Regions from separate parts of the Homo sapiens genome. Here region 1 is linked to region 2. The links are chromatin loops, found by intact Hi-C in ENCODE. Cell type or tissue: dorsolateral prefrontal cortex. All regions are shown on one strand. Links, peaks and the distances in the headings refer to the core of each region. The heading gives the core; the rest is flanking DNA. Region 1 holds the start of CEMIP (cell migration inducing hyaluronidase 1). Region 2 overlaps MESD (mesoderm development LRP chaperone).

Region 1 (16,497 bases), core at 5,241-7,740, 190 kb after region 2:
TCGTTTCTACCACTTTACATGACAGTTCCTCCCCTCATTGGCCTTCACTCCAAGAGTGTCCTGTAGTTCAATAGTTTTCTTACCAGAAAGCCATGGGTATGCTGGAAACTGGAATCTGCATGGGAGTCCACAGAAGACAGCCAGGAATTCAAGGTCATCCAAGGCCCCATGTCCTCCTGCTCTGTTCATGTCACCAGCAGTCTCATAGAAAGATTCTGAGCATCTGTAGCATGTATTCTTCAGCTCCAATCCTTTTAGACGGAAGAAGCTAAGATTCCTTCTGAGCTATTAAGAGCAGAAGGAGGAGAAGAATAAAAATCTAAGAGCACCAGAATGTAAAACTGACAGGGATAAAAACACTCACATGCACGCACACACACACACTTTTGTGGGGGGAGAAAACTCTAACTGGAAGACTGGGTACTATACAATTCCATTCTCCAAACTTCTGTGGTGTGTCATGTATTAGTGATGTCTACCAGACAGAACCCTGAAATGCAGAGCTGGAAGGGACCCTCCAGTCCAGCTGGGATCAAATAAGTGCTCACTGCTCTGGGCAGAGCAAGTATCTTGGTCAGAATCTCACACCTAAGCAAGGCTCAAGCATGAAGTAAGGTGCTTCCTGCTTGGCAATGACCACTCAGTGAACCCCTGGGCAAAGTTCCACTCCATAAAGCTAACCCCTACTTCATCCTGGAGTGATCTAGAAACCAGGCCTTAGAGGCCACTCTCCATCAATACCCAAGAGTACTTCACTTGCAGAAAGACAACAAAGCCACTTAGAAGACCTTGCATTCTTGTGAGAGAACAATCAGGAAAAATTGATCATCTGAACCAGAGGGCTGTGAGAGTATTTTGAAAACAACTTACTTTTATCTTTCCTCCAAGTAGTGTAGGTAGGGGAAAACAGTTGACCGATTTTTATCACATAAAAGTTCTTCCATTTGTCTTTAAATAAGAATTTTTTTTTCATTGTGATCAACTCCAGCATTTTCATCAATTCCATCAACAAGTTCTCGGATGCAAAAATAAAGTGAAGATGGAGTCCCTATCAAACAGTTACTAGGTTAAGAGAGAGGGCAAAGGGATGGTGAACATAATTCAAAAGAAATGCACAACTGTCTTTAAAATATACCTGTAATTGCTACCATTTAAAACGATTTCTCTATGCTCAGCACTGGATTAAATGCTTTACATTGTACCAATTACTGTAATTCTCATAGCAACCCTGCAAGATGGCATTGCGTTATTCCCAGTTTACATATCAGCAAACAGGCACAAAACATTTGAGCAACTTTCCCAAAGTCACAGATGCTGTCTCAAAATTTTTTTTTATAAGAGGTGTTTACTTGTTTTTACTCTCCGTCGGCCTTTGTCAGTCACACACAAAAAAAGCAGACCTGCGTTTCTTGTAATTTTAAAATAAAGGAAGATACACACTTCAGTATGGGTGGAAATGACAAAAAGAGCCCCATCCAGTGTCGTTTCTTACCAGAGAAGGGAGATCTTTAATTTGGTGCACAGATTAAACCCTACAGGTTTTTCCACCCTGTTTCAAGTGACCAACTTGAAAAGTCATCTACTGGGCTAAAAAGGAGCCTTTGGAAATTGCTTTAAGAAAGTCATGGGCTTTGAACAAAACTATTAGGATCAGAAAACCGCATAGTTGCTTTTGCAAATGCATCCGATTGCCTTCTCTATAAATTTGCTCTATTTGATTTCTTCTCCATTCTATCATTAATCGTAAAACTAATATATCCTCCCAATCCCATATGTACTAAATAAATAATTTAATTTGATGGAACACATGAACTTGTGCCCTACACAGAAAACAGTTTGAGCTGGATCCCTAATTATGTCTGGCGTAATTGTATCTGGCATTATCTCACTGCCTGGGTCGGATTCTCAGGGGCCATACTTTCCTAACAGCTCTGAGGGGTCTCCGTGGTGTCATAGAAAAGCCAGAGAACCACAGAGTGCCCCCGGGAGGTCCTGCAGAACTGCCGGCTCAGCTAGGACCTGGTCACAAACCACAGACTCCTGAGGGCTGGGCTGCCTCCTGAGTGGTAATACCGAGGGCCCCAGCGGACTCTCAGTCCCTTTCCTCTTTCCCAGCGCCCCAACGCCTTGGGTCTGGGAAGAAAGCGCACGACTTCCCCGGAGACCCAGGGCCACAGACCCCGAGTGGAGGAAGTGGCTGGGAGCTGTCCATGGTGGCGTCGCGCCTGGGCACGCAGAGCCGCCGGCTCCCCGCCCTCGGGCGCGCCCTGGATCACTTTCCAGACCGCAGGGATGGAGAGACGCGCTCCCCGGCTCACCGTCCCTGGTATGGGGCTGCAGCCAGGCACTGGCTCACACATCAGAAGATTAGTTTTTAAAGGGAGCTCTCACCTGTGGGTAGCGTTGGCTGCTTGGAGAAGGACTCAGGACCTCAAACCCGGCAGCTGGCGGAACTCCTGGGACTGCCGTAGCGTCCGACCCTTGGGGAACAGCGGCTGTCGCAGAGAGTGTCTGCGGCTGAGGACCCAGGGCGCACAGCGCTCCTCTCTCATGAGCACACGCATCCCTTGGGGTCCATTCCAGAATGTCACTGGCCTTCGTTCCCAGAGCGGCGAGCTGGAGACCTGGCCAGCGTTCTGCCAGGACTCTCTGCCTTTCCTCACAACCTAACGCGACCTTTCTTGGAGCCGACGTCCTTTGCCAGGGACCACCAGACCTTCTTCCAGCGATGCCACGTTTGGAGTCTCAGTCTAAACATCAGCAGAGCCCCCCGGGTTCATCTAACATTGCAATTGCCTCAGCTCGGCCCCGCGCCAGCGCGTCGCTGGGTGCCTAGCGCTGTCCCGGAGGCACTGGGAGGCGAGGGAAACTGGGAGGAAGAGCGTGCTGAGGCAGGAGCAGCAGGGCGCAGACCTGTTGCTAGGCGCACGCCCGCTAGAGCTCGGCGTGAGCTGGCTCCCAGTCGGCAGGACACCGAGACCTGACCCTTGTGGTACTCCCTCCTCGGCGAGACACTCTCCCGGGCGCAAGCCCCCGGTGCCATTCAGAAGGGGGAAAATCTACGGAAAGCAGGAGTCTGCCCCCTCTGGATGCCCTCTGGGGACTCCAGCGCCCCCCGGCACCTGCAGCTTGTAAAGCATCACAAGATCTCAGAGAAATCCCACAGAGGACAGTGCCAAGAGCGTGTGCCCATCAACAGACGCATGGACAAACAGACAGATAGAGGTAGACTGCACAGCACAGGGTGGACAGACAAACAGAAACTGAGGCGGGTAACGTTTACCCTGTGCCGGGTGGAGGCGCGGGCCCCCACTTCTTACCTCTCTTCCGTGGCATGGGCCGTCAGCTCATCCCTGACGCCCCCAGCCAGGCCCTCTTACCTCTGGGTCTGTAGCCGAGACAGTGTCACGCCTCGCGGGCCAGGAGCGCAGCGGCCCCGGACGTCTGGTCGCTGACCGCCAGGCGCCGCGAGCTCCCGGGGCGTGGGCAAGCGGAGTGGTAGCTAGTCTGGGAAATCTGGGTTCAGACCCTGGCCGCGCTCAGCCCCGCTGGCTCCCCGCGCCGCTTGCGCTCGCCAGGCTCTGTCCGATAGCACCGCGCTGGGCTCTGCTTGAGCGCTAGCTCCCCGGCCCTCAGCCGAGAGGCCGCTTTTATAGCCACTTTTACTGACTCCTCCCCCGAGGAGCCCCTGACGCCCGCGCGGCACCGAAGCTCCCTCCCTCGCCCCCCGATGAAACTTCCCTCCACGCGCCCCCGCCTTGCCCAAGTGGGGCGGGGGCCCTGTGCCCGGGCCGGACCGGGGCGGGCTCTGGCGGCGGCTCTGGGAGACGCAGACCTGAGCCCGCGGAGCCCGGGTGCGCAGAGTCCCGCCCGCAGCAGCCAGGTGAGGGCGCTGGAGGCCAGGACTCGGTGGAGCGGCCGCGGCGGACCGCGGAGAGCAAGTCCCCGGGCCTCCAAGGAGCCAGGGTCGCCCGTGCCCCGCTCGCGCCCCGGGGCGCCCTCCGAGGCAAAGAGGCAGTGGAGGACAGGAGAAAAGGTCTGCGCCTGCCACAGAATCGCCGCGAGTCGGGGTCCCAGGCTAAGTCTCAGGATCTCTTTTTAACTCAGCAGCAAAAGAGTAGCCCGAGAAAGAGATTTTGGTATTGGCCTAGCAGTTAATCCGAGAGGAAGATGCTTGGGTGTTCACTGAAAGGCACCTTGGTTTGAAACTGGATTCAGACATGCCAGTTACAACTGTGTACAGGATCTTAACCCCTCCCAGTCTCAGTTTCCTCATCAGGAAAATGGGTTCTGTGATGCTTCCTCACTAGAATGGTGAGGCTTAAATGAGATCAGGAAAGTCCAAGTTCTAAGCACATAATAGGTGCTTGGTAAGTTAGAAACATTCCCTGTGGGTAGGAGGGCTCTGTGCCTCTTTAACTGGACAGGCCAAAGTTCTGAAGGGTCAAAGCAAGAAGGTGCGGCTGGTCTAGACATTCCCTCGCGGGAGGAAACAGTACCAGTAGGAAAAGTTCATCACAACACATCCCTAGGGCATATGGAGTCTCCTCTCAACTCTGCCGCTAACCTACTGTGTGACCAGGGCCAGCTACTTCCCCTGTCTGAGCCTCAGGGTGGTTTTTTTGCAGGGAGGTGAGGAGTGTTTGTTTTTCTTGTTTTGTTTTAATCTGTAAAATGAGGGCGTTGATACCTGCTCTCTGCCTCTTCCACCTTTCAGAGTGTGACTCAGCCCCCTTTCCTGGTTAGCAGAGGCCTCCTAGAATATACATTTCTTTCTTCCTTCCTGCCAGTGTTCTCTGAGAACCAGCTCCTCAGGCAAGGTCTCCATTCTGTGTAGTACACACTAGCTCCGGGACTCTAGGTCTGGACTTTAAGGCCAGGCTGTGGTCGGCAGAAGCTGTGGAAGTCTGTGATCACATCTGGGCTGAAGCAGAAGCCTTTGTCACCTGGTTAAACTGGGAAGTCCTGCAATCCACCTCTAGGCCTCTTCCAGAAAGCGGAACTTGATCCTTACTGGGGGTGGTGGTCAGGATTCTCAGCCCTTCTTTGATTTATTGGGAAGTAATGAACTGGATCCAATGGCAAGCCCTCCTCCCCAACCTTTTCTTTCCAGCCGAATAAAATGGAGCCCCCCCGACCCAGGGCCCCTCTCCCCAGTCCTCACCATGATTCCTGTTTATGTTTTTCTTCCTTAAGGAGCTCCCAGAAACCAGACCCACAAAGAGTTGTGTGTTAGGGGTTTGGGGGTGCTGGGCATTTGGCCCAAATGGAGAAAGGTCGACCTTGAATCAGCCTGGCTTGGCACGACATGCAGGATTTTCCATCAACAGACAGTAGATTTGAGGCCTGAGTGGAGCCAGGTAGCTCTCTGGTGAGGGGCTGGCTCCACAGCCATCTGGGAGATGAAGTGGTAAAGGCAGGGTCCTGTCTAGGGATGGGCCCTGAGAAGTGCTTGGCTATGTTTTCTCAAAGCACTGAAATGCCCAGCACATTCCTCTGGTATCCAGTTTTCTTTATCACAGACCAATGCCCAGGGGAAAAGAGCAGTGCTGATGAATTACAAACAGGCTCCGAATGTCTAAAACCAGATTCTCCAGCCAGTTCTCCATTCAGCACTGCCATTCAGCACTCAGTGATGAACGGGGCGTGCCGCGTAATTCTTTATGGATAAATATAGCAACATGACACTGGTGGATTTACTGCCCACACTTTCGCAATCCATTGTCTTGCTCTTATAAATGCAGAGACAGGAAAGAGCTGGTCAAGAAAGGCTGTGTTAGTTTTCTGATTCTTGCCGAAATCTCCCAGCAGAGAGTCTCCAGAGAGAAGGGAAACGCCCATCAATGGTGTGACCTGCCACCCAGAAAGCCTGCCCTTCCTCCATTCTTTGCATTTGCCTCCAACCCACCTTCCTCAGGTGGGATGCAGCCCCCTCAGCTACATCCTTGTGCAGTAGATTGGCCTGCCTGCTCACTGTTGCCTCAAGCTGCCCAAGTCTGGCATCCTCAGTCTGCTGACAGGATGCCACATCTGTTCCCTAAAACAAGGGCCTCCACACTCCACCTGCTGATCAGCAAAGACAGCACCTGACCCTACAGCAGCCTGCCTTATTACAGTTTAAAAGGTTGGCCACACCTGTGGCTCCATACGCCAAGCCTCCAGACCCAGTTGTCCAGGAAAACCTGGAGTAGACGGGTGGAGGACAAGGAGAAAAGGGAAGCAGGATGTAGTTAGGGTAGTGTGTGAGTGGGCTGTGGGCCTCAAGGTTTCCAGCAGACCCACAAAAAATTAAAACTGAATTGGGCATCTCCACCCTTGGAGAAGCAGCTCACGAATAATGAGCATACTTAAGTCCCACCAACAGGGGTCGCCCTTAGACACTGGGCCTGAAGCTGGCATCAGAAAAGGGAAATTCCCAGGCCTGGATCCGGAGGCCAGATTTCCAGCTCTCAGAGCTGTTGATTCCTGTCTTGTTGGACACAGAAGAGGCTGCCCAGCTGAAGAGAGACATGTCCTCAGCTTTTCTGGTGAGTGAAGGCCTGTGCTGGAACTTATGACAGCAAATCCCAGCTCTGAAAGTGGATTTCTATATCTTCCTCTTCAAACTCACCGTCACTCTAGAGAAAGAACTCTTCTTTCCTGTGTTTTATTTATGTCTAAAACATAGGTAAACGGTGTATGTATGATGTCTTCTTCTTATTTATTTCCTTTTGTTCTAATTGCAAAAAATCACACATGTTCCCTGTAAAAAAATCAACCAACCAACCAACCTTGAAAAACTTAAACAATGAACAAAGAGAAAAGAAATTACCTAACATCAAACATAATGTGTATACATTACAAAAGCTTGAAAAATACAGAAAAACACAAAGGAAAGAAAAAAAAATCACTTCCACTCAAAAATTATTTCTGTTAATTTCAGTATATAGCCAAGCATTTTTCCATGTATAAGTTACATATATAGTTTCACAAATAGATAAATGTATGTAAGTGTTCCATAAATCTTCAATAGCTAGCTCAAAATTATTCTCTTCCATCAGATTGCATGTTCTGAGAGGGCAAGGGCTGTGTCTCTCAAGTTTACCCATCTACCCTGTAGTAGCTCCTATAGTGGCCAACATGAAGTCCACGTGTAGTCCACCGTCAATGAATGAATACACGAATGAGCATTTCCTATAAAGATAACATACATGCGATGGAAAAGGAGACCCAAGTAGTTTACAAACATTTGAAAAGATGCTCAACTTAACACATAAATGAAGAAATACAAATTAATACTAGGCCGAAATACCTGTCAGGCTGGCAAAAATCCAAAAGTTTGACCCTACCTCTGCTGCGGAGGAGGCCAGTAAGGGTGGAGAATCAACCTTTGCATACATCACTGATGAAAACTTACGTTGGTACAACTTGGGAGGGCAGTTTGACAAGATTTATGAAAATATACATAATGTTTGACTCAGCAATTCCAGGAATTTATCTTACAGCTATAATGTGTGAAACAAATAGCACCAGGTTATACACTGTAGCCCTATTTTTAATAGTAAAACAACAACAACAACAACAAACTAGCCTAAGTGCCCAGTAGTAGGGCTAATTAAATAGTGTTGCATCTATATGATGGAGTATTATACAGCTGTTTAAAAGCTGAATAGAATTCTTTTTTTTGAGACGGAGTCTCACTCTGTCGCTGTGGCTGGAGTGTGGTGGTGCCAACTCAGCTCACTGCAACCTCCGCCTCCTGGGTTGAAGTGATTCTCCTGCCTCAGCCTCTGGAGTAGCTGGAACTGTAGTCGTGCGCCACCACACCCAGCTAATTTTTGTATTTTTAGTAGAGATGGGGTTTCACCGTGTTGGCCAGGCTGGTCTCGAACTCCTGACCTCAAGTGATCTGTCCACCTTGGCCTCCCAAAGTGCTGGGATTACAGGCGTGAGCCACTGTGCCTGGCCAGGAATAGGGTAAATTTTATATAGTAAAATAAAAAACTAAAGCATAGAGCAATGTATATATGATACATTTGCACACTACCACTTGTGCAAAAGGGAAGGGGCGGAAAAATACTCTGTATTTGCAATTATTTATGGATGCATAGGAAATTATCTAGAATGACACACAAGAAACAAATAATATGGTTTCCTGTTTGGCAATTGATAGTTCTGGTGAGGGCTGGGAAGATGGAAGAGGGGTGGGATGTCAACTTTTCCTTATGTGCTTTTTTGTAATTTTTTTCTCTTTGAACTAAGTGAATTATTACCTAGTCAAAAATTTAAAACCGGGTGTGGTGGCCAGAGCCTGTAGCCCCAGCTACTCAGGAAGCTGTGGCAGAAAAATCATTCAAGGTTGTGGTGTACTGTGATCAGGGCTGTAAATAGCCACTGCACTCCAGCCTGAGCAACACAGACCCTGTCTGTCTCTAAAAAAAAAAGGAAAACATAAATAATTTTTAAATGACAAAATTATATATAATAATAAGCCTGTTTTTTCAACTAATAATATATCAAACACATTTCCCTGCATTTTAAATCTCTTTCTAAAAATTTTTTAAAACTTTTATTCATTTTTTAGCATTTTTAATAAATTTGTTTATTTCTTTGTTTTTAAATTTTAATCTATTTATTTATTTATATATTTTGAAACCAGGCTATGAGACTGGCTAATTTTTGTATTTTTGGAAGAGACAGGGTTTCCCATGTTGCCCAGTCTGGTCTCGAAGTCCTGGGCTCAAGCAATCCACCTGCCTCCACCTCCCAGTGTGCTGGGATTACAGGCTGAGCCACCAGGCCCAGCCTTAAATTTCTTTCAATATTATTTTACAGTGTTATGCCATTTCCTAATATGGACATAATTTATATAATCACTCCCGTGTTACTGGTTTCAGCATTCTGAACACTCCCATGTGTGCATTTCAGGAAAATTTGGGCACTTCTCAAGAGTTCTTATTTCTTTTTGCATGGCTCATGCGAAGGTACGCTTCAAGACCTAACTCAAATGTCACTGTCTCTGGGAAACGTTTTCTGATCTCCCCAACCCTGCTTGTCTTCCATTGCCTCCCTACCTCCAGCTGTGAGCACTGGAGAATAGGGATGCATCTTCCCTATCTTTCTGTTCCCAGACTAGCACAATGACAACCTGAGTAGATGCTCAGTAGACACACAAATAAATAAACATTTCTTCACTATAATTCATACACTAATCCCAAGAAGAAACTCCTGGCTTAAAAAATAAAAATACAGTTGAGCCATGAACAATGCGGAGTTAGGGGCACCAACTCCCAGCACAGTAGAAAATCCAAGTATAACTTTTGACTCCTCATACACTGAACTACCAATAACCTACTGTTGACCAGAATCCTCACCAATAACATAAACATATTTTTTATGTTATATGTATTATATACTTCATTCTTACAATAAAAGAAGCTACAGAAAAGAAAATGTTATTAAGAAAGCCACAGGATGACAAAATACATTTACAGTACTGTGCTGTATCAATACCATCAGTTTACACGTCTGTTTACAAGACGAATCCTCTGTCTGAAATGTCAGGAGACTGCAGCTGCAGACTGCAATCTATGACACATATCAAGCAATTCAACTGTTTCTTGTAATGTCATGACTTTTCTCTGCTCCTTGGGACCCTTTCCAGCTTCAGTAGAGGCATGGTGTTATTCAAGGTTTACGGTATTGCACTAAAGAGGATGAAAAGTATGCAAGAACCACAAGAGATCACTTTCCATTGAGATCTGCAATTTACCGGAGAAACAATTGCTCATGTGGAGATGATTAGCGTCACAGGGCGTTTTAAGCGGATACTCACAACACTTGAGCTCACCGCAACAGCAGCAGGAGGTGGCTATGAAATCATTACAGTAGCACAGCATGTACTACAGGTAACTTTATGCAGTTATGGTTTAATATTGCATCTTTGTATTTGCATTTCTTTGGACTTCCAATAGTGCCATGTATGGTCTATAAGTGTGTGCCTAAGTTTTGATACATTTTAACTTTCTATACTAGATATGTGTATATTTTATAGTAGTAAATGATAAAATAGATTAGTATCTACACATATTTTATGCATTCATGACATGCCTAACTTTTTCTTAATTTTTTTTATTATTTCTAGTCTACAAGGTTCATCTGAAAGTATTTTCAAATTGACGCAAATCTCCAAAAAGTGTTCTAATGTATTTATTGAAAAAAATCCATGTATAAATGGACCCATGTAGTTCAAACTCAGGTTGTTCAGGGGCCACGTGGATAGGTAAAATGCTGTTTAGGTACTCTAGCTCATCCACAGACAACTAAGGAGTAGACTTGCCAATACCTTTAGCTGGAACTCGCATGCCTCATGGTTTCAATGACAACATAAGCATAATTGTTATTTTTTTATAATGCCACGAAATCCTTTACCTTCTTTTCAAAGCACACAAAGTGCAGCAGCATGGGAATGGGCTGTGTTCAAACTGTCACTAGATCAGTTTCTGCTCTCAGGCAATTTCCTTCCCCTGTGTGATGCTTAATTTTAAGTGTCAACTTGCCTGGATTAAAAAATACCTAGGGAGGGCTGGGTGCAGTGGCTCACGCCTACAATCCCAGAACTTTGGGAGGCTGAGGCAGGCGAATCACCAGGTCAGGAGTTCAAGACCAGCCTGGCCAATATGGTGAAACCCTGTCTCTACTAAAAATACAAAAATTAGCCAGATGTGGTGGCAGGCGCCTGTAATCCTAGCTACTCAGGAGGCTGAGGCAGAAGAATCACTTGAACCCGGGAGGTGGAGTTTGCAGTGAGCTGAGATTGCGCCACTGCACTCCAGCCTGGGCAACAGAGTGAGACTCCATCTCAAAAACAAACAAACAAACAAACAAAAAACCTATGGAGTTGGTAGAGCATCCCTTCTGAATGCGTCTGTGAGGCTGTTTCCAGAGGAGATTGGCATATGAGTTGGTGGACTGAGTGGGGAAGATCCACCCTCGGAGTGGGTGGGCATCATCTAAACAGCTGACAGCATGGATAAAACAGAAAAGGAGAGAAAAGGATTTTTTTTCCTTCTCTCTTTCTCTCTCTCTCTCCAGGACCTAGAACATTCACCTCCTCCTGTCCTTGCAGATGCGAACTTCAGCCTCTCCAGTCTTGGGACTCCAGGACTTGCACTATTGGCCCCTTGGTTCTCAGGCCTTCGGTCTCCAACTGAGAGTTACACCATCAGTTTCCGCGGTTCTGAGGCTTTTGAACTTGGACTGGGGCACCCTACCGGCCCCACTGGGTCACCAGCGTGCAGACAGCCTGTGGTGGAACTTCTCAGCCTCCATAATTGTGTGAGCCAATCCCCCTCATAAATCCCCTCTCGTGTATCTATACCCAGTCATGCATCACTTCATGAGGGGAATACGTTCTGGGAAATGCATTGTTAGGCCATTTCATCATTGTGTGGATATCATAGCATGCGTACTTACACAAGCCTAGAGGGTCCAGCCTACTACACACCTAGGCTATATGGTATAGTCTATTTCTCCTAAGCTACAAACCTGTACAGCACATTACTGTACTGAATACTGTAGGCAATGTATCTAAACATAGAAGAGGTCCAGTAAAATTATAATATTATAATCTGGCTGGGTGCAGTGGCTCACGCCTGTAATCCCAGCACTTTGGGAGGCTGAGGTGGGCAGATCACTTGAGGTCTAGAGTTCAAGACCAGCCTGGCCAACATGGCGAAACCCCATCTCTACTAAAAATACAAAAGAATTAGCTGGGCCTGGTGGGGTGTGCCTGTAATCTCAGCTACTCTGGAGGCTGAGGCAGAAGAATCGCTTGAATCCGGAAGGCAGAGGTTGCGGTGAGCCGAGATTGCACCACTGCACTCCAGCCTGGGAGACAGAGTGAGACTCCATCTCAAAAAGAAAATAATAATAATAATAATAATAATAATAATAATAATAATAATATAATCTTTTGGGACCACTACTGTGGTTCATCATTGATTAAAACATCATTATGAGGCACATGACTGTATATATAAGTATTTTATATACATGTTTAATTTTCTGTCTCTCCGGAGAATCCTAATACTTCCTGGACTGCCTAAAATGAATTAAATGTATGAAATGAAGGATTGCGCTAATTTGGATGTTGCAGACTGATGGCCTGTAGACCACAGGACTGCTGATGTGCATGGTTTGGCCCATGTGGTGTGTATATGTGTCACAGCAATGTGACGGCCTCTCCAAGTCGCCACATTTACTCAGTGTTGCCTCGCACCTGGCTCACCTCATGTGTTTGCAATGTATACCCCTGTAAGTGCCAGACAGGTGATCTCTGGACTGAATCCAGCTTTTCCATGGAGTTGTGGAAGGAAGAGGCCGCTGCTCTATAGCAGTTCAGCAATGGGAGAAGTGAACACAGCATGCTGCTGATCTCTGTACAGCTTCGGGGAGTGCAGGACTTGGAGGTTGGCTGACTCAGCGGTGGGAGTTTTTAGGGATTAAAAAACCTTTAGAAGCATGGTCCCTGAGGGAGGCTGTTGCTGATTGGCTGGCCTTCAGAAGCATGTGTACTGACAGAAGGAAGTTGTCACCAAAGGACTGGGGTAGCTTTAAAAGCAGTTCTCACTTATTACTAGGACAAAGGAACAGTAAGTCTTTTCCTTTCTAGGAACTACTTCTAAAAACTATTTCTAGAGCAATTCATTCTCAGTAGGATGCCTTACTTATTTAAATATAGCATGAATCAGATCAAATCACTGGAAAGGCTTGTTGTCACAGCTCACTGCAGCCTTGACCTCCCATGGCCAAGCAATCCTCCTACCTCAGCCTCCCCAGTAGCTGGGACCACAGGCATGCACCACCATGCCCAACTAATTTTTTTATTTTTTGTAGAGACAGGGTCTCACTAGGTTCCTTAAAATCCCAGGCTCAAGAGATCCTCCCACCTCAGGAGTGTCAGAGCATTCAAACCACAGCGACTCCATCTTGAACAGGGGCTGGGTAAAATAAGGCTGAGACCTGCTGGGCTACATTCTCAAGAGGTTAAGCATTCTTAGTCACAGGATGAGATAGAAGGTCGTCAAGACTGGTATCACAAGATAAAGGTCACAAAGACCCTGCTAATAAAACAGGATGTGGTAAAGAAGCCGATCAAAACCCTCAAAACCAAGATGGCGGTGAAAGTGACCTCTAGTCGTCCTCACTGCTCACTCCTCATTTTATGCTAATTATAATGCATTAGCATGCTGAAAGCCACTCCCACCAGCACCAATACAGTTTACAAATGCCATGGCAACATCGGAAAGTCATCCTACATAGTCTAAAAGGGGGAGAAACCCTCAGTTCCAGGAATTGCCTACCCTTTCCCAGAAAACTCATGAATAATCCACCCGTTGTTGAGCATGCAATGATGAAATAACCATAAGCATATTCAGTCGAGCAGCCCATGTCGCTGCTCTGCCTATGGAGTAGTCATTCTTTTGTTACCTTACTTCTCTAATAAACTTGCTTTCACTTTACTCTATGGATTCACTCCGAATTCTTAATTGCACAAGATTCAGTAACTGTCTCTTCTTGGGTTCTGGATCAGGATCCCTTTCCAGTAACAAAAGTGCTGGGATTACAAGCATGAGCCACTGCACCCAGCCTTAGAATATGCATTTCTAACGAGTTTCCAGATGATGCTGCTGGTCTAATGACCACACTCTGAGAACCACTAGAATCCAGCATGATAGGATTGGTACTTAATTATTGGTTAAGAAAATACTTACAAAAATAGGATCCTAATGAGTACAAAAATGCTGTAAAATGAATTTATAGAATGGCTTATTAATCATTTACATTAGAAAAGAACCATCAATATGTAGGTGAAATATATTTATTTCATTTACAGATAATGGTTAGAAAGTATAAATTCCAGGATATATTGCAGTAATTCTTCCTCTCTTCTCCTCCTCTCCTTTTCCCTACCACCTGCCTACTTCCCAGAAATTTGTGGCCCACTCCATCTTGGGTAATCTCATACCAGATATTTGTCAAGGAATCTCCTAGTTTTGTGATTCTGTATTTGTTGCAGGTCCTGCCTGGGCACATGAACTCTTCTAGTCAAAGTATAAGCCACGTCAATAAGCTGATGTAATTTGCAAATACAGGAGGCAAGCAAGTTTATAAAACAATTGGTTTGTAGTGTTTGTGTTTCTGTATGTCTCTGTGTGTGTGAGAAAGACTGACTTGTGAAATTACCCTAAAAGTGTTCCCCTTTACATCAGTTGAAGTGTTGGATACTGTCAGGCCATTCTAGTTCTTTTAAAATAAACCATTTTGCTGGAGAAATATACGCTGTCTTCAGAAGAAAAGCTGTGCACGCTTGTGTTTGCATTGCAACATTCTGAGGGGAGGCCACTGGTTCTAAATATGTGGAAGAGAAATGAAAACACTTCCTGTGTTTCTAAAGATAACAATTTTTACAAAGAAAATACTTACTAAAAAAAAAAAAGTTAAAAGCCAAGGCATACTGTTATACACAAAAGCCATTCTTATGCATGATTCAGGGCCTGGAACGAATCAAGTTTCAGTACACATTGAATGAATGATGCCATTTCCCATACATTTCCAAGAGGCTTTTTATTAATGTGCTCATGTGGAAAATCCCTTCAGTAAAGAATAAAATGTTCTGTTTCTCCAGATGATAATAGCTAGTATTTATTGAGATCTCAGTATGTTCTAGGCTCATATAATCCTCACATTAATATTATGAGGTAAGTAATAAATCATCCTTACTTTACAGGTGAGGAAGCACAGAGAGGTTAAACAATGTCCCTGTGACACAGCTAGTAGCAGGTGGAGCTAAAATTCAAGCTCAGGTAAACAAATGCCATAGATACATGTCGAACCACCATACCCTCATCCTCCCAAACGCCTAAAGATTTGATGCCCTTAATCACTTTCTCAGCATGTTTTTTTGTTGAGAAAAACAAAATGTGTGTAATACACACTATAAAGTGTGTACTACAATTTAATTTTTTTATTTGCTCACTTGTTTATTGTCTGTTTCCTCTACTAGAATATAAGCTCCAAGAGGACAGGAGCTTTGTCTGTTCACTGCTGCATCCCCAGAACCAAACTGAGTGTTTAGAACCAGAAACATTTATTGAATTAATGAATGCATGAGTAAATTCTATCCATCAGTCAGCCTGGCAAATAAGGTCTGATTAAAAGAATGTGGGCCAGGCGCGGTGGCTCACGCCTGTAACCCCAGCATTTTGGGAGGCCGAGCCAGGTGGATCACCTGAGGTCAGGAGTTTGAGACCAGCCTGGCCAACATGGTGAAACCCGGTCTCTACTAAGAACACAAAAATTACCTGGGCATGGTGGTAGGTGCCTGCAATCCCAGCTACTTGGGGACCTGAGCCAGAAGAATCGCTTGAACCAGGGAGGTGGAGGTTGCAGTGAGCTGAGATCATGCCACTGCACTCCAGCCTGGGCAATAGCGCGCGACTCCGTCTCAAGAAAAAAAAAAAAAAAGAATGTGTATTATATTATATTTTTTATCATTCCTTATGCACCAAATGGTCCTTTTCCCCCCCCCGCCGAAAGACACGGTCTCAATATGTTGTGCTGGCTGGTCTTGAACTCCTGGCCTCAGGCGATTGCCCAGTGACCTCAGTCTTCTCTTTTTTAATGGTTTTTATTTTATTTTATTTTTTATTTTTTTCTTGAGACAGAGTCTCGCTCTGTTGCCCAGGCTGGAGTGCAGTAGCGTGATCACAGCTCACTGCAACTTCTGCCTCCCAGGTTCAAGTGATTCTCCTGGCTCAGCCTCCGGAGTAGCTGGGACTACAGGCACCCACCACCACACCCGGCTACTTTTTGTGGTTTTTCAGTAGAGACAGGGTTTCACCATGTTGGCCAGGCTGGTCTCAAACTCCTGACCTCAGTTATCCATGCACCTCGGCCTTCCAAAGTGCTGGGATTACAGGCATGAGGCACCGTGCCTGGCCTCTGTCTACTCTTTACATATATCTTTTCTTAAATGATTCTGAGAAGTTGATGGTGCTGAAATGGCTCATATGGGAGTGGCAAGAAATTAGAAACTGATTAGAAGCTTCCTAATTAGAAACTAATATGTCAACTGGGATATCACTGGGAGGAAGAATCAGTAAATAAAATTCTCTTCAAAGGACAAATGGAGAGAATATATTGATCGTATATAAAGGATTTGTGTCCAGAATATATAAATAATTTCTTCAAAAAAGAAAAATATAGAACTCTATCAGATAAGTAGTCAAGAGTCATGTACAGACATTTTGCAACGTAGAACTTACAAATGACCATATGTTTCTGAAAAGTTGCTTATTCTCATGTGTAATCAAGAGCATAACATTTCACATCCACTATTTGGGCAAAAATTTACAAAGTTAGAGGATGCCATGTGTGGATAACTAGAACGCCCATCCTCTGTTGGTGGGAGGGTAAATTGGTGCCCCTCCTTTGGAAAATGACTTGGCATTACCT
Region 2 (16,497 bases), core at 5,380-7,879:
AGAGGCAGCAGGAAGGCCAGCGGGGAGGCTGGGGCCCAGTGCAGGCCCAGGTTGGAGGAGCGTAGCACATGGAGTTTGGTAGGAGTTTGGGACGCCCTGGTGGATCTTAATTGTGATGGGGTGGGTGTGAAAGGCAGTCCAGGTTGCACTGGTTGCACAGGAGAAGTGATCAGAAGAGGACCCCAGCAGGTGTGAGCCGTGAGCTGGGAGGTGCTTCAGTAGTGCAGGCCATAGCTGAAGGTGTCCTACATCAGCAGGGTGATGGTGAGGTTTGAACCACTGTTTCACTGCATAGTCCCTGCTGATGGACACTTGAGTGTTCAGATTTTTTGCTGGTATATTCAGTGCTGCAGTGGACATTTTCATACAAAATATTTCGGTACACTTTTGTTTATATCTGAAAGGTAAATTCCTAGCAGTAGAATTATTAGAGCAAACGGAATTTAACATTTTGGTGTGTATTGCCAAATTGCCCTCCCAAGTGGTTTAGTCAGCTTACCCTTGCCAACAATAGATCTATCCTTGCCAGCCTTGGGCATCACATTTACCAGTTTAATAGATTGTAAAACCATATCTTAATTGGCTACCCTGAAGCCACCATACTGGAGAGGCTGCGTACAGTGTTTCACGTAGAGAGAGGGATACCCAGGAGGCCCACCTGCTCCAACCCCAGCTGCATGAGTCTTCCCAGCCCAGGCACAGACATGTGGATAAGATTTAAACATTTCCAGCCCCAGCCTTCAAGCAATCCTAGTTGACACTGAGGGGAGCCAACATAAGCTGAGCTGAGAAACAGTCTGCCCAGTCTGCAGATTCATGAGCAAAAGAAATGTTGGGCTGGGTACAGTGGCTCACGCCTGTAATCCCAGTACTTTGGGAGGCCGAGGTGGGTGGATCAGTTGAGGTCAGGAGTTTGAGACCAGCCTGGCCAACATGGTGAAGCCCTGTCTCTACTAAAAATTAGCCGAGTGTGGTGGTGCGGGCCTGTAATCCCAGCTACTCAGGTGGCTGAGGCAGGAGAATGGCTTGAACCCGGGAGGCGGAGGTTGCAGTGAGCCAAGATCAGGCCACTGCACTCCAGCCTGGATGACGGGATGAGACTCTGTCTCAAAAAAACGAAACAAAAATTTTTTAAGAGAAATGTCATTTGTTTTTGTTTTTGAGACAGGGTCTCACTCTGTTGCCCTCACTAGAGTGCAGTAGGATCACGGCTCACTGAAGTCTCTACCTACCGGCTCAATTGATCTTCCCACCACAGCCTCCCAAATAGCTGGGAGAAATGTCCTGTTTTTAATGAATTTGTCTTCCTTTTTGTCTTGTTTGTTTTAATATCTAGTGATCTAATAAATTTGGATGATATCTTTTGACTATCAATTATGAAACCTGTATCAGATATACACATCTTTCCTTCTTCATCCTCAGGCTTTCTGGTTTTGATGGTGATACTGTGGCTTTTGTACTTCTGGTGGTTTCCCTTATACTGTTAAACCTCTTTTTTTTTTTTAAATTAAACCAACTTAGTATGCATTAACCACTGAACAAGGGAAAGGAACTCACAAACTTTTTCCTGTGTCCCTGATTATTGTTTAATAGTGTTTGTATACTGACAAGATACATAATATCCACCTTCTGCACCCACAGTGTCCGCCTTTATGCTTGGACAAGAGCATGCAGGGTAGGACATTTCTGAGCCTTGCTTTTTTCCCTGGAAGTTTTTTGTTTGTTTGTTTGTTTTTTAAGAGACAGGGTCTCTTGCTGTCTCACTCAGGCTAGAGTGCAGTGGTGTGTTCATAGCTCACTGCAGCCTCAAACTCCTGAGTTCAAGCCATCCTCTTGCCTCAGCCTCCCGAGTAGCTAGGACTACAAGCATGCACCACTATGCCTGGCTAGGTTTTTTTTTTTTTGTTTTTTTTTTTTGGAGAAATGGAGGTGTCTCACCATGTTGCCTGGGCTGGTCCTCAAGCAATCCTCCTGCCTCGGCCTCCGATTCACTGGTATTAAGTTGTGAGTCACCACGCCCAGCTCTACCTTTCAGCTCTTCTTACACATGGCTCCACTGGAGAGGTGTGAGGCCACCCCTGTCTTTCCCCTAGAAGTGACTGCTTTTTCTCTTTTTCTTTTTTTAAATTTGATTTTATGTTTCTTTGTTTGTTTTGGGGGATTTTGTAACTGATTTAAAAATTTTTTTCCTTTATGACTGCTTTTTCTTAGACTCCTTAGGGATTCTTCATTCTTTTTTTAATTGAAAAATTTTAAAAATTTTAAATAATTTTTTAAAATTAATAAATAGCATTCAGCTCCTTTTTACTTATGCAACTCATACTTAACATTTAGTAATTTTTCTAGGAAAAGTCTTAGTGTTGTTTTTTTTTTTTCTGAATCTTTTTTCTTAATCCTTCTAGAGCATGCTGTGTAATTTCTAATTGATTGCAGATTCAGCTCCCCCCTCCCCCATTATTTTGGAAAAATTTATCTTCTGTTAACTTTAGTTTTGTATTGGTATCTTGGGTTTCTTTTTTTTTTTTAGCTCTGATACACATTTTATATTTTTAAATATTCCGTTTTTATCTCATGTTTGAGCTGTTTTTATTAAAATTCAAGTTTTTATTAACTTCTATTACTCAAAAAATCCAAATGGAGAATCTTCACCTTGGGTTATATTTTCCCCCAGGATTGAATATTTATCTGTATTTGTGTGCTACATTCTTTTATTGCTGCTGTTTTCTAATTCCAAAATGTTTGGGTAGATGCCACATCTTTGTTTTTTCCCTCTCTTATTCATGCTTATTAGGCAGACACAGCTTTTCCTAGACCTCAGCCTGTACAAGTGTCACAGGTGAATTCTCGCTGGCTCTTTTCCCTCCGTATCTGAGCGTTGTCTGCTTCGCCAGGAGCTGCAGTTCCAGGGCGGAGTACTGCCTTCTCTCAGCTTTCCTATAGCTGAACCGGAAAGGAGAGGGGCTCAGACAAGGCTGTGTGTGGCTCTGCTTGACAGGTAGCCTCTGCTCTCCTGTGGCTTTCCTGAGTGTCCTAGACTAGGGTTCTTCTCCCCAGTGGGGGGGGGAACCATAATTGCTATTACAAGGAAAAATGATTGCCAAGACTTCAGAGAGTTCCCCCGTGATAGCAGAGAGTCCCTTCCTCAGGAAGGGAAAGGCTGGGATGTTCTTTGCTTCACTCTGTAGTAACCCTTTCTCTTCCGATCTCCGGAGAAGAAAGGTCATGCAATATGTGGCTTTGGGCAAAGGCAGGAGGCACTTGCCCCAGGCACACAATTTGAAGGGCAGCACAAAACTCGGTAATTAAATAGTATTTTAATGCAATATTTTTAAAAACCAAAAAATGTTTTCTTTAAAAAAAAAACAAAAACCATGATGAATAAAAGATGAGCATTCTAAATAAAGACAGGATCTGTCGAGGGGGTGAATAGGGTGAGGCAGTGAGGCGGGGCTGGCAGGGCCAGGGGCAGATTCACCACCTTCTCCTGCAGTCTGTGGTTGGTATTTATGTCCTTGTGCTTAGAAGTTCATATTCCCTGAATCCCAGGGTTTGTGTTCATAGTAAGAACTGAACTATTTATTTATTTTTTTTGAGACAGGGCCTCTGTTGCCAAGACTGGAGTGCAGTGGCACAATCATGGCTCACTGCAACCTTGACCTCCTAGGCTCAAGCCATCCTCCCACCTCAGCCTCCCGAGAAGCTGGGACTACAGGTGCACGCCACTACACCCGGCGAATTTTTGTGGGGTTTTGTTGTTGTTGTTGTTGTTGTTTTCTCGAGAGACGAGGTTTCATCATGTTGCCCAGCCTGCTGTCAAAACTCCTGGGCTCAAGTGATTCACCCACCTTGAAGTCTTTATTTTTATTAAAATAATAGCACAGCAATGTTAAAAGTTCTCTATAAAAGGAAGAAATTCATTTACCATCACACCGTCCCAGCTATCCAAGCTGTTTTCATTTGGCCAAGATCCCTTTGAGTCCATTACATCTGAGCGTTATATTCACATATTTGTCATCATAGCAGAAACAGAATTTGGTTTACAATTTTTCCACTCAGCGTTATATAGTAACGAAGGTTTTTGTTTTTTTTGTTTGTTTGTTTTTTGAGACAGAGTCTTGCTCTGTTGCCCAGACTGGAGTGCAGTGGTGCAGTCTTGGCTCACTGCAACTTCCACCTCCTGGGTTCAAGTGATTCTCCTGCCTCAGCCTCCCAAGTAGCTGGAATTACAGGCACCTGCCACCTCACCTGGCTAATTTTTTGTATTTTTAGTAGAGACAGGGTTTCACCATGTTGGCCAGGCTGGTCTCGAACTCCTGACCTCGTGATCAACCCACCTCGGCCTCCCAAAGTGCTGGGATTACAGGCGTGAGCCACTGCGCCCAACCTGTAATGAAGTTTTTATATTGCTGCCTGGTCTCTGCGTTCAGCGTTTTAGTGGCTGTGTAATATTCCCGTCCTCTTGCTGTGCCATAATTCTACTTAACAGATTCATGTAGTGAAGACAGTAGGGCTGGACCAGGCATGGTTTTGTTACTTACACGTGCCTGAGTCCAATCTCTGCCTCACGATCCATGTCCCTTTCTAGGAGCATGTACTTCTACCCACAGCTCTGGCTGCTGTGTTTACATGCACAGCCCTGCCCTGCTCTCCCACCCTCCCTGGATGGTCATGGTCTTTTGGACCAGAGGTGGGCATCTGACCCAGGTCACCATCAACCAGGTTGACAAATCAGATCCTCTCTCAGCCAGAGACTGGATGATTTGATAGCTGAGGCATTAATAGTGCAGCAGCCACAGTGAATTGCAAGAATGTGTGTGTTAGTTAAGTTTCTACACTTGCCCTAAGTGTTCGACCTCCTGAGTTTTGATATTCAAGTTTTCCTTGAATTCTGAGAGCTCTGTATTCCTATGAGAAACTTTTCCCTAGGGCTACTTTGAAGAGGTTTCTGCAGGTCTGATCCTCTCTAACTTTTCCTGATCTCTACTTATCCATCTATGTGAGGGAGTGAGACGAAGCACATGTGTAAAGTCCCCAGCACCGGGCCTGTATCTGTGCTCTCTATTTTTTTCTATATTTGAGTTTTTTTAGTTATCCACAATTATCAATAACGTTGAAATGAGCAGTTTTCCTTCCTTAAGATTAGTCCTTTGGTGTCGATTTCTTTTTTTTTTTTTTTGAGACAGAATCTCACTCTGTTGCCCAGGCTGGAGTGCAATGGTGCAGTCTTGGCTCACTGCAACCTTCACCTCCCGGGCTTAATCAATCCTCCCACCTCAGCCTCCCTCCCAAGTAGCTGGGACTACAGGCGTGGTCCTACTTGTCTCAGGTCCTACTTTTTCCTGTGTCCCTGATTATTGTTTAGTCCCAGCTACTCAGGAGGTTGAGGCGGGAGGATCTCTTGAACCTGAGAGATAGAGGCTGCAGTGAGCTGTGATTGTGTCACTGTACTCCAGCCTGGGGGACAGAGTGAGACCCTGGCTGGAAAAAAAAAATTGTTTTAAGACTTTATTGCTCCTATTGGAATAAGGGAAGAAGTTGAACTCAACTCTGAATACAGTGAAGACAATTGGGGATTTACAGCAGAGGAGCAGAGTGAGGGGATCAGTGGGTGGAGAATTACTAAGAGGAACTTGATTAGATATCAGGGGCAGGGGGATTCTTATTAACTGACTTAGGATTGTTGCTAACGCTGGGCTCAGCAGTCCAAGGTCAAGGCCTAGCTGAGAAGATGGCTCAGAGGAGCCCAACTAAAGTTTCTAAGGAGGGGTCTTTGTCATTTCTAGGGCTTTGCATGTGAATGCTCTTGACTGAAAATAGAAATTAACCCTTGACTGTGCAATCTGATGGCCATTGTTTTCCTATGCTAGGCTGTCAGGTACCTCGTTGACCAGGTAGGGTGAGGCCAGGGCTTGGAGCTGAAAGCCATTTACAGCAGGCAAAGATCAAGCTCTTCCACAAAGACTTGCAGTAGGAATCCTCTGGGGTAGCAGTTGACAAATATTCTCTTCTTGACCAGCCTCCAGTGAGGCTCCTTGAAGCCCTTGAAGCATTGACTTTCAGTGTCTGCTCTTGTGGGGCTTGAGTTGCCCATTTTAGCAAGAATCCTGTTAATCAATTTATTGAGAACTTCTTACCCTTGATATCTAATCACTCAATATCTGATCAAATTCTCCATCCTCCACCCCGCCCCCAGGTGATATCTGATCACCCAGGCCTACCTTCAGCATAATCCTGTTAGGTCTGTTTAACCAGAATCCGTGCTACCCCTGACATTTCCTCTTAGTCATTTTCCATCTACTGCCCCCATCCTGCTCCTTGGCTGGGGTAAAAACCTGTTTGTGCATGCTGTATTCAGAATTGAGCCCACTTCTGTACTGAGGTCTCTTTCCCCTTATTGCAGTACTTTCTGATTTAAATCTGTTCTTACTGCCGTAACTACCATCAGACACTGATTTTGTTTGACTAGGTCTGAGCGGGAAAGTTCCGAAGAATAGGAGTGGCTGAGTTAGCTACGGAGTTCATTTGGGGCCGGGAAGCAGAGAGGAAGACAACGATAATTATGATGAAGAACACGTTTTTGATGTCAGAAAGTACAACACTTCCCATTATGCACTGCATGTGAGCCTCACACCTGCCCTGCAGTGGAGGAGTAGATAGTTTACAGGTGAGTGAGCCCAGAGGGAAGGGGATTTGCCAGTGATCACGAGGCCAGCGAGTGCCTTTACTACTTCGTAAGACCCCTATTAAGTGAAGTAGAATTGTTCATTCTCTCCACCATATAACCAAAGCACAGCTTGGGAAAGTGATTTGACTAGAACCTTTTTCGGAAGCTGTCTGCAGTGGTTATCATCTCCTAAAGGAAAGTCAATTTAAAAATTAAAGGATGTACCCACTAGGGGGCAGCAGAGACCAGCTGTGCCTCACGGCTTCCCCACCATGTGTCTCTAATTTGCCACTGATCCTTCGGTGAGAATTCTTCAGCTATTATTTTAATTAACAGACTGCTCAGTCTGTGCTTGCAAAATATCTGTGAAAATCTGCATACACCTCTCTCTCTGAATTCTCTTGGAAATCCAAGGGATTATCTTATCCATGTGTACTGTTCTAGTAATATTAATTTACTTCATCCTCATAGCAAGCAGCCCTATGCAGTAAATACTGTCATCCCCATTTTGCACACAAGGAAACTGAGGCACATAGCCATTCAGTATTTTCCCCAAGGTCACGCTGCAAGGCAGTGACAAAGCCAGGATTTTTTGTTGTTGTTTTTTAAGACAGAGCCTTGCTCTGTCGCCCAGACTGGAGTGCAGTGGCGCCATCTCGGCTCACTGCAACTTCCGCCTCCCGGATTCAAGTGATTCTCCTGCCTCAGACTCCTGAGTAGCTGGGATTACAGGCACCCGCCACCACACCTGGCTAATTTTTGTGTTTTTAGTGGAGACGGGGTTTCACTATATTGGCCAGGGTGGTCTCGAGCTCCTGACCTCAACTGATCCGCCTGCCTCGACCTCCCAAAGCGCTAGGGTTACAGGCGTGAGCCACCATGCCCAGCCTCAAACCCAGGATTTAAACTCAGGCAGGCAGACTCCAAAACTGACACCAGCCACTGTAATCTGCTTGGGAGAGGGGCTGCTCCCCTTCTCTGGACCTCTTCTCAGACCCATGTGCCAAGTGTTGATACAAGCACTCCCCATGTAAGTGCTGAACACCAATAAGTTTCGGGAAGTGTGCAGGCAGTGGAGATAAAGATAGCAAGGCAGGCAAGGTCCCTGCCTTCTTGGTATTTACAGGTTGAATATTAAAAGACACACAATGTCTTTCAGCATGGAGTGTGCCTACTGTGTGCAAGCTCTGGACATCCTTACCTAACTGTGACATGCTACCCACTGTGTGCAGGTCTTTACATACTTTATTTCATTTACTCTCATTTTATTTTCAGTTAGGGTCTCACTCTGTTGCTCACGCTGGAGTGCACTGGCACGATGGCAGCTCACTGCAGCCTCGACCTCCAGGCTCAAGTGGTCCTCCCACCTCAATCTCCTGGGTAGCTGGGACCACAGGTGTGCACCATCACACCCAGCTAATTTTTTAATATTTTTTGTAGAGACAGGGTCTCCCTATGTTGCCCTGGCTGGTCTTGAACTCCTGGGTTCAAGCAATCCTCCCACCTTGACCTCCCAAAGTGTTGGGATTACAGGTGTGAACCACTGTGCCCGACCTCATTTACCCTTCACAACCCCACAAGGTTGGTATTAGTTAACATTTACTATGTGGCCCTTTGAAGCACAGTTCTGGTGTTGGACTTCCCAGCTCTGCATTTTATTAGCTGTATCATGTTGGACAAGTTATTTAAGGACCTCACTCATCTAAGCCTGTAGGTGCTAATAAAAGTTCCCATTTCAGAGAAGTATTATAAGGATTAAATGAGCAAGTCCCTGTGAAGCACTTAACACAGCTTTCTTTTTTATTTTATTTTTAAAGTAAAGAGGTGGGGTCTCACTATTTTACCTTGGCTGGTCTTAAACTCCTGAGCTCAAGCGATCCTCCCACCTTGGCCTTCCAAAGGAGTACAGGTGTGAGCCACTGTGCCTGGCCAACAGAGCTTTCAGTACATGTTAACTATTATCATTTGTGTGTGTGTTTTGTGCTTCAGGTGACTAGACAGAAGCTTGTAGGGGTTAAGCCCCTTGCTGAGAGTCACAGCTAGGAGAAGGCAGGATAACATCCTGCCTGGGCTGTTTTCTTCTGGAGGCACTGCAGTTTTCACTGTGGCTTGACACTCTAAGGGAGGGGCTGGGATGGAATTCTACATGGGCCACAGAGATTGCTCCAGAAGGAGAATGGCCACCTTGCCCAGTGTAGGGTATGCCAGAGCAGAGCGGGTCAGCTTCCTTCCAGGCAGAAACATCTGCCGTTCCCACCACCTTGGTGCTCTGCTCTCAGATACCTGCATGGCTGAGGACCTGCTCTCAGGTGAGATGGTTTGCCCTGAAAGGGGCAGAGCTGCCAGAGTCCAAGCGGTCTGCAGGAGACTGCAGTTTGACCATGCTGCTTGCTGGTACAAGGAAATTTTTGGTAGGCAGATTTCAGGAGGTCCCACGCAAGTGTCACAAGCCAGAAACTTGAGATGTTGGACCCCTTTCCACTTGATCCAGCATCTGGGAAAACCTGAGCCTGCAGTTGGGGCCACTTGGCCAACTCTCCATAGATCTTGTTGAATCAGCTTAAACCTGGGCTTGTCAAATTCTGGATCTCAGCAGCCCAACTTGCAATTTTAAATCTTTGACCACTGTTCCCTGGCAGACCTAGGGCAATTTTTGTTTTCTCCAGAGAAGTCTGCCGAAGTTTCTGAGGTGAAGTTTCCAAGCTGATGAATTGGAAGCCCAGACTTGGCAGCTCTCAGCCAAGGAGGGCTGCAGTTGGTGGAATGTGAAGAATGCCCAGGGACATCTGGTCTGCCTTGCATCTGTTTTTCAGGCCAGCCCGCATTCTTCCTGCAGGAGAGAGCTTCAGCCATAGGCCTAGAAACACTGGGGCCCCTTTGATCCATGCCTCCTACCTCAGCTCCAAGTTGGACGACATTGAGTGCCATACTTGCTTTCCCTGGGCCTTACCTCTTCTATAAACAGGGTGGCAAGTCCTGCCAGGCCTGGGATTTACATGCCAGGGTCTGGAAGAAACAAGACAATAGGGATCCTTATTCTAATGCAAAGGAGGTCCCTGACTCCCTTAGGATAGAAGCTTCCTTACAAATTCTCTGAGGTCCTTGCTCTAAATTAAAACTCCCTGAGGGCTCCTACTTCTTTTCTTTTCTTTTTTCTTTTTCTTTTTTTGAGATGGAGTTTCACTCTTGTTGCCCAGGCTGGAGTGCAATGGTGTGATCTCGGTTCACCACAACCTCCACCTCCCGGGTTCAAGTGATTCTCCTGCCTCAGCCTCCCAAGTAGCTGGGATTACAAGCATGCACCACCATGCCCAGCTAATTTTGTATTTTTAGTAGAGGCGGGGGTTTCTTCATGTTGGTCAGGCTGGTCTCGAACTCCTGACCTCAGGTGATCTGCTCACCTAAGCCTCCCAAGTGCTAGGATTACAGGAGTGAGCCACTGCGCCCGGCCAAGGGCTTCTACTTCTAGTTTTAAAATCAATGCCTTGAGCGCATCACCTCGATGGGCCTCAGTTGGAATGGGCCAGCATTTCCCAGAGGAATTTAACCAGCGGAACTGCCCAATAAGGAGGAGTTGGCCACTTCAAGCCAGTTATTTGGGCTTTTGAGATGCAGAATCAGGAGGAAGAGAAGAGGTGCAAAGGTTGTGGAGCAGAGAGGCAGCAGGGTATGGAAGAAGAGGGCCTGAATCAAATACACACACCCACAGTGTACAGTGGCAACTATGCAAGGTGCTTGTAGCTTGCAACAGAGGGATTTTCCAAGGGAGGCCAGAGAAAAGCTTCCTGGAGCAGGTGGCCACTAAGCTGAGATTTGAGCAGGCATGAGTGGACACAGAGGCAGCCTGGAAGCTGGGGGCAGTGGCACAGCAGGAGGGGTGGAAGCTTGGTTTGTGTGTGTGTGCACATGTGTGTGTGAACACACCTCTAATATGGGGAGCACTGGGCCCGTTGAGCTCTCAGGTCTCTCTGTCTGTAATACTCTGTGACTTTCAGAAACCAAAGGGCCTCTGCCACTGGCTCTGCAAATGAGTAGTTTGTTATTACAAACCCTTTGTAAATATTATTTTGATGAGGTATAATAGTTCATCAAATGAGGCCATAATTTATTTGGTCATTTCTGTGTAGATGAACATTTAGGTTATTTGAACCTGTCAAGTCATTATAAATAATGCTACAATGAGCATCTTCATACCCATGCTCTATTTCATTAGGCTAAATCCCCAGATATGTATGTAATTAGTAGGTCCAAAAAAAAAAATGATGATGATTCTTTTAAAGTTCTTGATTGGTTATGCTAAGTATTTTCTAAAATGGTTATTTCTAACTTTCAAAAACTTTATCATGGAAATATCTTAAATGTACACACAAAAAATAGAGTGGGTCACCATTCCTTGTCACCCAGTTCTAATAATTATCAACATTTTAATAATCATTTTTAATCTTTATTTTGGGGAGGAGGCTATACCTCAATTTAGCCAATTTGTTTTTTCTTTTCTTTTTTTTTATTATTATACTTTAAGTTCTAGGGTACATGTGCACAACGTGCAGGTTTGTTACATAGGTATACACGTTCCATGTTGGTTTGCTGCACCCATCAACTCATCATTTACATTAGGTATTTCTCCTATTGCTATCCTTCCCCCAGTCCCCTACCCCACAATAGGCCCTGGTGTGTGATGCTCCCCTCCCTGTGTCCATGTGTTCTCATTATTCAGCTCCCATTTATGAGTGAGAACATGCAGTGTTTGGCTTTCTGTCCTTGTGATATTTTGCTGAGAATGATGGTTTCCAGCTTCATCCATGTCCCTGCAAATAACATGAACTCATCCTTTTTTATGGCTGCATAGTATTCCATGGTGTGTATGTGCCACATTTTCTTTATCCAGTCTATTATTGATGGACATTTGGGTTGGTTCCAAGTCTTTTCTATTGTGAATGGTGCCACAATAAACATATGTGTGCATGTGTCTTTATAGCAACATGATTTATAATCCTTTGGGCATATACCCAGTAATGGGATTGCTGGGTCAAATGGTATTTCTAGTTCTAGATCCTTGAGGAATTGCCACACTGTCTTCTACAATAGTTGAACTAATTTACACTCCCACCAACAGTGTAAAAGTGTTCCTGTTTCTCCACATCCTCTCCAGTATCTGTTGTTTCCTGACTTTTTAATCGCCATTCTAACTGGTGTGAGATGGTATCTCATTGTGGTTTTGATTTGCATTTCTCTGATGACCAGTGATCATGAACATTTTTTCATATGTCTGTTGGCTGCATAAATGTCTTCTTTTGAGAAGTGTCTGTTCATATCCTCTGCCCACTTTTTGATGGTGTTGTTTGTTTTTTTCTTGTAAATTTGTTTAAGTTCTTTGTAGATTCTGGATATTAGCCCTTTGTCAGATGGATAGATTGCAAGAATTTTCTCCCATTCTGTAAGTTGCCTGTTCACTGTGATGATAGTTTCTTTTGCTGTGCAGAAGCTCTTTAATTTAATTAGATCCCATTTGTCAATTTTGGCTTTAGTTGCCATTGCTTTTGGTGTTTTAGTCATGAAGTCTTTGCCCATGCCTATGTCCTGAATGGTATTGCCTAGGTTTTCTTCTAGGGTTTTTATGGTCTTAGGTGTTGCATTTAAGTTTTTAATCCATCTTGAGTTAATTTTTGTATAAGGTGTAAGGAAGGGGTCCAGTTTCAGCTTTCTACATATGGCTAGCCAGTTTTCCCAGCACCATTTATTAAATAGGGAATCCTTTCCCCATTGCTTGTTTGTCAAAGATCAGATGGTTGTAGATGTGTGGTGTTATTTCTCAGGCCTCTGTTCTGTTTCATTGGTTTATATATCTGTTTTGGCAACAGTGCCATGCTGTTTTGATTGCTGTAGCCTTGTAGTATAGTTTGAAGTCAGCTAGCATGATGCCTCCAGCTTTGTTCTTTTTGTTTAGGATTGTCTTAGTTATGCGGGCTCTTTTTTGGTTCCATGTGAAATTTAAAGTAGTTTTTTCCAATTCTGTGAAGAAAGTCAGTGGTAGTTTGATGGGGATAGCATTGAATCTATAAATTACTTTGGGCAGTATGGCCTTTTTCATGATATTGATCCATGAGCATGGAATGTTCTTCCATTTGTTTGTGTCCTCTTTTATTTCATTGAGCAGTGGTTTGTAGTTCTCCTTGAAGAGGTCCTTCACATCCCTTGTAAGTTGGATTCCTAGGTATTTTATTCTCTTTGTAGTGTGAATGGGAGTTCACTCATGATTTGGCTCTCTGTTTGTGTGTTCCTGTTGTATAGGAATGCTTGTGATTTTTGCACGTTCATTTTGTATACTGAGACTTTGCTGAAGTTGCCTATCAGCTTAAGGAGATTTTGGGCTGAGACAATGGGGATTTTTAGATATACAATCATGTCATCTGCAAACAGGGACAATTTGACTGCCTCTTTTCCTAATTGAATACCCTTTCTTTCTTTTTCTTGCCTGATTGCCCTGGCCAGAACTTCCAATACTATGTTGAATAGGAGTGGTGAAAGAGGGCATCCTTGTCTGGAGCCAGTTTTCAGAGGGAATGCTTCCAGTTTTTGCCCATTCAGTATGATATTGGCTGTGGGTTTGTCATAAATAGCTCTTATAATTTTGAGATCTGTTCCATCAATATAGTTTGTTGAGAGTTTTTAGCATGAAAGGCTGGTGAATTTTCTCGAAGGCCTTTTTTGCATCTATTGAGATAATCATGTGGTTTTTGTCGTTGGTTCTGTTTATGTGAGGGATTACATTTATTGATTTGCATGTGTTGAACCAGCCTCGCATCCCAGGGATGAAGCCGACTTGATCGTGGAGGATAAACTTTCTGATGTGCTGCTGGATTCGGTTTGCCAGTATTTTATTGAGGATTTTCGCATTGATCTTCATCAGGGATACTGGCCTAAAATTCTCTTTTTTTGTTGTGTCTCTGCTAGCCTTTGGTATCAGGATGATGCTGGCCTCATAAAATGAGTTAGGGAGGATTCCCTCTTTTTCTATTGATTGGAATAGTTTCAGAAGGAATGGTACCAGCTCCTCTTTGTACCTCTGGTAGAATTTGGCTGTGAATCTGTCTGGTCCTGGACTTCTTTTGTTTGGTAGGCTATTAATTATTGCCTCAATTTCAGAACCTGTTATTGGTCTATTCAGAGATTCAACTTCTTCCTGGTTTAGTCTTGGGAGGGTGTATGTATACAGGAATTTATCCATTTCTTCTAGATTTTCTAGTTTATTTGCATAGAGCTGTTCATAGTATTCTCTGATGGTAGTTTGTATTTCTGTGGAATTGGTGGTAATATCCACTTTATCGTTTTTTATTACATCTATTTGATTCTTCTCTCTTTTCTTTATTAGTCCTGTTAGTGGTCTATTTTGTTGATCTTTTCAAAAACCCAGCTCCTGGATTCACTGATTTTTTTGAAGGGTTTTTTGTGTCTCTATCTCCTTCAGTTCTGCTCTGATCTTAGTTATTTCTTGTTTTCTGCTAGCTTTTGAATGTTTGCTCTTACTTCTCTAGTTCTTTTAATTGTGATGTTAGGGTGTCGATTTTAGATCTTTCCTGCTTTCTTTTATGGGCATTTAGTGGTATCAATTTCCCTCTACACACTGCTTTAAATGTGTCCCTCAGATTCTGGTACATTGTGTCTTTGTTCTCATTGGTTTCAAAGAACATCTTTATTTCTGCCTTCATTTCATTATTTACCCAGTAGTCATTCAGGAGCACGTTGTTCAGTTTCCATGTAGTTGTGCGGTTTTGAGTGAGTTTCTTAATCCTGAGTTCTAATTTGATTGCACTGTGGTCTGAGACAGTTTGTTGTGGTTTCTGTTCTTTTACATTTGCTGAGGAGTGTTTTACTTCCAATTAGGTGGTCAATTTTAGAATAAGTGTGATGCGGTGCTGAGAAAAGTGTATATTCTGTTGATTTGGGGTGGAGAGTTCTGTAGATGTCTATTAGGTCTGCTTGGTCCAGAGCTGAGTTCAAGTCCTGGATATCCTTGTTAATTTTCTGTCTCGATCTGTCTAATATTGACAGTGGCGTGTTAAAGTCTCCCATTATTACTGTGTGGGAGTCTAAGTCTCTTTGTAGGTGTCTGAGAACTTGCTTTATAAATCTGGGTGCTCCTGTGTTGGGTGCATATATATTTAGGATAGTTATCTCTTCTTGTTGAATTGATTCCTTTACCATTATATAATGGCCTTCTTTGTCTCTTTTGATCTTTGTTGGTTTAAAGTCTGTCTTATCAGAGACCAGGTTTGCAACCCCTGCTGTTTTTCGCTTTCCATTTGCTTGGTAGATCTTCTTCCATCCCTTTATTTTGAGCTTATGTGCATCTCTGCACGTGAGATGGGTCTCCTGAATACAGCACACTGATGGGTCTTGACTCTTTGTCCAATTTGCCAGTCTGTATCTTTTAATTGGGGCATTTAGCCCATTTACATTTAAGGTTAATATTGTTATGTGTGAATTTGATCCTGTTATGATGATGCTAGCTGGTTATTTCGCCCGTTAATTGATGCAGTTTCTTCATAGTGTCAATGGTCTTTACAATTTGGCATGTTTTTGCAGTGGCTGGTACAGGTTGTTCCTTTCCATGTTTAATGCTTCCTTCAGGAGCTCTTGTAAGGCAGGCCTGGTGGTGACAAAATCTCTCAGCATTTGCTTGTCTATAATGTTTTTTCTTTCATCTTCTTTGTGATGGTATATTTAGCCAATATCTGACTGTTGACTACTTAGGTTGTTTTACAGTTTTCATCATCATATAAAATGCTGCAGTGAATATCCTTGTCACAAATTCTTGTGCATTTCTGTAGCTCTTTCTTTAGGATAAATTCTTTGACAGAATTTTGGAGCCAAAGTCTGAATACATTTTGCAGTCATTTTTACTTAGTACTAAATTGCTTTACAGAAAATTTGCACCAAATTATTCTTTTATCCTCATTGTCTAGGAGCATTCATTTCTTCTGTCTTTTATAGTTCTTTTTAATATTTTCTAGTTTACTAGGTGGATAATAGCATCTCACTGTTGTTTCAATTTGCATTTTATAATTACCAACAAGGTTTAGTTTTTGAATATATCTTTTGCCATTTTGCCATTTATATTTTTTCTTATGTAATCTGGCCCCCTTTTGCTGTTTTTCTTTCTTTTCTTTTCCTTTTTTTTTTTCTTTTTGTTCCTTACTGCTTTGTAAGAGCCTCTCATATAAAATATCAGCAGAGTCTCAGCAAAAAGCAGATGGCATGTTAAGGAGCATTTAATGGCAGGATTGTTTGCAAATTGTGTGCATAAAGTTTAGGGATCCCAACAAGGAGTAGTGCAATAGCCCTGGGCTTGCAAAAGTGGGGGCCAGTTACCACCCCTAAGCCTGGCGATACTGAGAGAGAGGGCAATTACTGGGACCACGAAAGGGCTCCTGACCAAAGCTCTCATCTTCCTTAGAGGGATACAGTCAACTCACAGAGACACAGTAAAAAGGGAGACAGTGGCATGAATTCCCTAACCCAGGACTTTCCTTCCTCCCTTCCATCTGTTGACGGTGCCTCCAATTGGCCAAACCCAACAGGGAGCCAGAGGGCCAGGGAACAGCTGCTGGACATGTCTCGGCCTCTTGGGGCCTTAAACAGGGCAGAGAAGGGTGTAGAATTGATCTGGAGGCAAACAGAAGATGACTAGACACCCAAAGATAATAATTTCTTTTCTGGGATATGTATTTTAAACTCGTTTCCTGTCAATATTGTTTAGAGTTTCAATAATTTTATGTAGGCATATCAACCAATTTTGATGATTTTTCCTTTGATATTTTGTTTAAGAAAGC

Evidence for each region. Peaks named below come from ENCODE experiments on the same cell type or tissue, not always from the same donor. Only the 100,000 strongest peaks of a DNase experiment are listed, where the experiment ranks them.
Region 1: it touches region 2 in a loop (6-fold over the local background); 82 of 110 quality-filtered maps call a loop at or near these places.

What each region holds. Positions count from the first base shown.
Region 1 is chr15:80,766,498-80,782,994 of GRCh38, reverse strand. It overlaps CEMIP (cell migration inducing hyaluronidase 1), which reads right to left and starts at 3,625. Exons shown (of 30, transcript NM_001293298.2): 1 at 3,381-3,625. RefSeq lists an enhancer at 2,598-3,103 and a silencer at 3,724-4,003. In dorsolateral prefrontal cortex, for the core only: CTCF peaks have their summits at 6,181 and 6,388 (motif pointing right); a DNase peak (open chromatin) is centred at 6,394; H3K27ac peaks cover 400 bases.
Region 2 is chr15:80,960,629-80,977,125 of GRCh38, reverse strand. MESD (mesoderm development LRP chaperone) reads left to right here. Exons shown (of 3, transcript NM_015154.3): 3 at 1-1,374. Among named protein-coding and RNA genes, the nearest start is that of MESD, 21 kb to the left of the region's middle. RefSeq lists an enhancer at 10,009-10,524. In dorsolateral prefrontal cortex, for the core only: a CTCF peak has its summit at 6,904 (motif pointing right); a DNase peak (open chromatin) is centred at 6,905.